2 separate regions of the Homo sapiens genome follow, and region 1 is linked to region 2. A link is an interaction called in ENCODE POLR2A ChIA-PET data of the cell type or tissue named here. Cell type or tissue: PC-3. All regions are shown on one strand. Each heading gives the region's core, and the rest is flanking DNA. Links, peaks and the distances in the headings are about the cores only.

Region 1 (2,920 bases), core at 215-2,714, 140 kb after region 2:
TCTATTATATTTCTAGCCTGCCGTGGGCATGGCACTGACCAACAGAAGGTCTGAGGATGATGCTACATGGGAAATGGAGATGGGAGTGGTGGCCCAAATGGCTGGACATTTAACTCTATTTTTTTTCTGTGAAAATAGATAAGAAAATGAGTTTCTATGCTCTATTTTTTTCACCATAATTATGATTAATTACAAAACGCTAGTTAATTTAAAATTATTTGAATTAAAAAGATTGTCTTTTCTATTAGAAAGACCAAGATCTTTTTAAAAAATAATTTTGAGTCATTTATTCATAATTGCTGTCTACAACTGGAAGAGATTGGCTGATATGGGAGCAGTGAGTCTCTTGTCAACAGAAACACTGAAACAGACACTTCAAGGATGGAATTGATAAATGAGATAAGGGCTATTTCTAGAGTCAAGTGTCTGTGATTCTGTCCCCATGAGTCTAAGCATGGTCTCCTACTTTATGTTTCTATGAAAGAATTGACCCCAAATCTTTATTTAGGATGTTATGGGAAATTGACCCCAAGGGAAAATCTCATGAGAATTAGAACACTGCTACTTACATTTTTAAAAAGCTTTGTCAAGATCAAGATGCTGGAGAATGAACAACTGTAATCTCCCTTAAGCCATACATGGCTTTTCTTTTCTCTCTTTTTATTTCTTTGAGACGGAGTCTCACTCTGCTGCCAGGCTGGAGTGCAGTGGCGCAATCTCGGCTCACTGCAACCTCCTTTTCCTGGGTTCAAAAGATTCTCTTGCTTCAGCCCCCTGAGTAGCTGGGACTACAGGTGTGCACCACCATGCCCGGCTAATTTTTGTGTTTTTAGTAGAGAGGAGGTTTCACCGTGTTGGCTAGGATGGTCTCAATCTCTTGACCTCATGATCCGCCTGCCTCGGCCTCCCAAAGTGCTGGGATTACAGGCGTGAGCCACCGTGCTTGGCCACATGGCTTTTCTTATTGGTGAAATGGGTGGTGCTAATTCTCAGAGATTCAATTTTAATTCACTGTGGCTGGGAGAGACAATTTTGGTTTTCAAAGCAAGGCCTTTGGAGTCTGTCACCTGTTTCTCTATTTGGCAAATAATAGGATTAACATTTACATTTTTAAAGCTGACATTTTGATGGATCTTGTGAATTAGAATCTTTGACTTTCACAACTATGACCCCTGCTATGAGTTTCAAAAACGTATTTGGAGCTAAAGCCAAGAACTTGCCTCAGATTCTGCATGTAGTTGTGTTAGTCACACCTCAATGCAACGTGTGTCACCCATTTAATACAGTGATGATCACAAGGTATAGTGTACATTAAGGGGTGGGGAGTTGGGGGAGAGTCAGGATTGCACTGATGTTGGTGAAGTAGGGTAGTGATGTGAAGGAGCAGAGAACGTAGGTTAATTTATCAAATTCTTATCCTTTAACACATTTAAGAAGTAGATGAAACTGAAATGTCTGTTAATCTTTAAGAAAGCTTTCCTTTGACTCCTCTTGTGAAGAATTTTTAAAGGATCTGGGGCCTTTTAGCCTAGAAAACATTAGTCTGTGGGAGTGGCTGGCTGGTGTTTCTTAATGTCTGCTGAGCTGTCACTGGGCAGGGGAGCCACCAAAAAGTAGGTGGAAGGGAAATTTCATACTGAGTCCCTGCTTTGTGCCAGGGACTATTTCTGTTATTGGATTTATTCTTTTTCTTTCTTTCTCTCTTTTTTGTTTTGTTTTGTTTTGTTTTTGAGACCGAGTCTTGCTCTGTCACCCAGGCTGGAGTGCAGAGGCGCCATCTCAGCTCAATGCAACCTCTGCCTCCCAGGTTCAAGCTATTCTCCTGCCTCAGCCTCCCGAGTAGCTGGGACTACAGATGTGTGCCACCACACCTGGCTAATTTTTTGTATTTTTAGTAGAGACAGGGTTTCACCGTGTTAGCCAGGATGGTCTCAATCTCCTGACCTCGTGATCCACCCACTTCAGCCTCCCAAAGTGCTAGGATTACAGCCGTGAGCCACCGCACCCGGCGGGTTTATTCTTTAAACAACCACATGAAGTTATTATCACCCTATTTCTGCTGTAGAGAAACAGAGGCTCAGAAAAGTTAAGCAACATCTCCTTAAAGAAGCAGAAAAGCAAAGTGTTTGTAAGCACAGACTCTGGAGCTGAACTGCCTGGTGTTAAACTCCGGATCTGCCACGTATTAACTGACCTTAGGCAATTACTTAACCTCTCTGTGCCTTGGTTTTCTTGACTGTAAAAATGGAGAAAATGATAGGGCACACTCTTAGGGTTGTTGTGAGGTTTAATATCCTAAAATGTGTAAAGTAATTAGAAGGGCACCTAACACACATATTGTAATGTAATTAATTTATACAGATGCAATTGGTATATGCATATGGTATATGGTATAATATGGTATTTCATATATAATGCAATGCTATATATTCCTATGTATTAAATTTTATAATTTATTCAAGAATTTAGAGAAAAGGGAATAAGGAGAAATAGAATTGCCTATAATTTTTATGGATTTAGTAGGACATGAGATGGGACTTGAAGATGGGTAGAATTTTCATATAGTAAGCATGCTTTATTTTTGTAAATAGAAAAATAAAAAAATAAAAAGATAAGTGAGCAGATTCAGAAAAAGACTTTCCATATTCAAGCAGCAATTTAGACAAAGGCACTAAAAAATAATTAGTATGATGTATGTAGGAGATAGTGTGATAAACACTGACTGGTCAACCTAACACCCATTCCTACCCCTTTATTCCTTTCACTGTAGAGGTTGGCAGGTTAGATACTCATATTCGCAGCCTCTCTTGCAGATAGAGTGGTCAGTCGACTCAATTCTGACCACTGAGATAGGAGGAAGTATAAGGATTTTCTAAGGAAGCTTTTGTTTTCCTGATTAAAAGACATGACTGAAGTCACC
Region 2 (2,920 bases), core at 299-2,798:
CTGGCCTCAAGCAATCCTCTTGCCCTAGTCTCCTAATGTGTTGGGATTACAGGCGTGAGCCACTACAACTGGCCAAAAAGTTGCGTTTTCTTAATTTCATTTCTGTCAGATTGCATTTCTAAATTCTTTGAACAAATTATATTAACAAATATTAACAAACACAATACACTAGAAAAGGACTGTCAGGTTCAATATGTTCTATAGTACCTAGCCCACCTCTAATGACTGCCATAAATTCATTTAATTTTTCCTTCATACAAGTCAACTGGGGTTACGTTCTATGGAAAAATGTGGAAACCACTTCCCATCTATTGTTATTCAGTCTTCAGCTGTGATGAGTAATGTTAACTGTGAAAAAAGTCAACAGGAACACAGAGGGAGCTTGTCCTGCATTCCAGCAAGAAAAGGACTTTCCAGGGAGGCCTTTAAGTGAACGCTTAACTAGTACTCAACCGAGGGAAAGCAATCTCGCTGGGAAAGTCCATGTAGAAAAGTCTAATCAACAGCAACACATGGAATCATAATGATCAGTGAAGCGTTGTCAATGCCAAAATGCATTCCTAATGAGAGGAAAAACCACAATCTCTTCATTAACCTGCCTCAACAAGAAGCTGGCACCAAAGAGAAACACATCTTAGTCTGGTTATAATAGCTGACTTAGGGAAACTGCTCTCGATTTATGAGAAATAAAAGGAGAAGAAGAACATTGTTAGCATAGGTACAAAATTGGAAATGAATAGATGATATAAGCAAAATTGTTTTTGTTTGATTCTCACACAGGTAACTTTGGGCTTGGAGGCGAGTTAATAACTTTCTCCAAATCATTTACTTAAAAAATGAGTATTTGGCAATTCATTTGCCCTCTAATATTTTTCTTTTTTGGAAGCAGCATTAAAGGTCATCCCATGGATTAGAGGGCACTAGAAATACAGATCTAAAAGCCACTCAGGCGAACCAAACCAACCATCTGAGCGATGAGGATACTAGAGCTTAAATACATTAAAAATACCTTTTCCTAAGGAGATTGTTGGATAATGAAACATTTTACAGTTGATAAATCACTAGAGAACCCGTTAGCAACTTCTGAGACATGAGGTTCTTAAGTAGGCTAGTCAGGGTCAGCTTATGGCAAAATTGTGAAATTCGTTGCTTTTCATGTTCTCTCATCTCCTTCTCTATGTCGCTTTGCTCTGGTACAACTTCCTCTTCCCATCCCTACCACCATGGGTTCTTTTCACATTCTTGGCTACTTTTTTTTAACTACCACTATAAGATTTGGAATCTAAAGGTTTGACCACTCTCAATGATATCAATAGTGTTAAGAAGCAGGCATCTTTCCAACATTTCCCAACACTCAGCAGTCCGAGACTTCCCAAATGTGCCTCTGGCAATGCGTTCAGAGAAGGAATTCCAGCTTGGGTTATAATAGGAGTTATCACCAGGTATGATATTATAATCAGTATGGCAGAGCCACCAACCAATCATTTCAAACTTCAGCCGTGGCACTGGAGCTGTGCATTAGAGTACTGCTGGTTAGTTGCTGAATCATTAGGAAGTTAAGGGTCCTCAGGGGAAGGGCAACGTACATTTCAGAGCGGTGACTATTTACATGCAAGTGTATAAACATGCCAACATTTTAACCATCTGTGTGTAAGTGCATAAACATGTCATCTTTTAATGATCTCTGAGTTCAGCTCAGTATTTACCCTGTTTATCAGCATCACCACCCCATAGGCCTTCTGCTATTCATTGCATCTGCTGAATCCCATTGAGGCCTCCTTCCTACAGTTGCCCATTTCATATGTGGAAGGAAATGGCTTTCTGGATGAAGACTTGCCACATCACCTGACCCCTTCCTCACCTTGTTCTAACTTGAAGCTTCTGTGGATTGGGCTTTTCCACTTTGAGTATTTTAAATAATTTTTTCCCACTTATTTTCTTCAAAAAAAAAGCAAGCAAACAGCGATTTTGTGTTTTAAAAATCTTTCTGATCAAGATGGCTAAGAGTTTTCTTTTCCTACTATTTATTTAAATTAACTTCACTTTATTTACAAAATGAAAAATACTACTGATATCTACCCAATAGGAGTTTGTAAACTTTAGTGAGGTGATGTATTTGAAGCTCTGAGAATACTGCCTAAAGCACAATAGTTGCTAAGGTTGAGGGAACACATTTTAGTCCACAAATTTAAGATTCAAATAAACATATTTTATTTCAAAGTATTTTTATTGTAAAATAGTTCAATTATCTGAAATATGGCAAATTGTATGATGGACACCTGCCACCCAGCTTGATTAAGTATCATTTTGCCTTATTTACTCCAGAGCTTTTTAAACAGAAAACATTATGGAAACTGTCAAAGTCCCATGTGAATTGTAACTTTCTCTTTTTCTGTAACTGGTCTTAATTTCTTTTACAAAGCCCCATTCCTTCAGGTGGCAGAAACTTAATTTCAGTCAGTTTCTAGTTTCTTCCATTTTGTCCTAAATTCTAGGGGCTTATGATGTGACCAGGAATCTTGGGTGTGTCTGTGGAGGAGGGTTTCTTCCTTAGCTGTGCATCTTGGCATCTGCTGATGAGTATGTCACTCTGTCCGTCCTTGGTTATTGATCCATTCAGGAGAACAAGTGCTGCACTGTCCTTCAAGCTCATTGAATGTGCCTCTTTGGGCCAGAGACACTTTCTTGCTATTTCTGTTCCTTTCTTGGGGCTCTCTGCAAGCAAATCTGATGAATCTGGATGGGTAGGTCTGATACAGCATAGTGGAACCTCCTATGTTGAGTGCGATGTAGAGAACAGAATGAGTCCTGTGCTCTGTCATGGTGCAGAGAAGCTCCAGGGTGTCACTGCCTCCATGTGCCCTATCTTGAAACAGAAGGCACAGACATCTTTGCTTTCCGATCCTCTTAATTTATCAGG

What was found. ChIA-PET counts read pairs that join two places held together with the same protein. Peaks named below come from ENCODE experiments on the same cell type or tissue, not always from the same donor. Only the 100,000 strongest peaks of a DNase experiment are listed, where the experiment ranks them.
Region 1: POLR2A ChIA-PET joins it to region 2 with 23 read pairs; 7 of 35 experiments call an interaction of 5 or more read pairs at or near these places.

Annotation. Positions count from the first base shown.
Region 1 is chr7:116,383,804-116,386,723 of GRCh38, reverse strand. No RefSeq gene overlaps it. Among named protein-coding and RNA genes, the nearest start is that of CAV2-DT, 110 kb to the left of the region's middle. In PC-3, for the core only: no CTCF peak of the experiment used is centred there; a DNase peak (open chromatin) is centred at 1,273; H3K4me3 peaks cover 276 bases; H3K27ac peaks cover 2,028 bases.
Region 2 is chr7:116,519,915-116,522,834 of GRCh38, reverse strand. No RefSeq gene overlaps it. Among named protein-coding and RNA genes, the nearest start is that of CAV1, 3.7 kb to the left of the region's middle. RefSeq lists an enhancer at 1-86. In PC-3, for the core only: no CTCF peak of the experiment used is centred there; DNase peaks (open chromatin) are centred at 344 and 1,564; H3K4me3 peaks cover 535 bases; H3K27ac peaks cover 1,755 bases.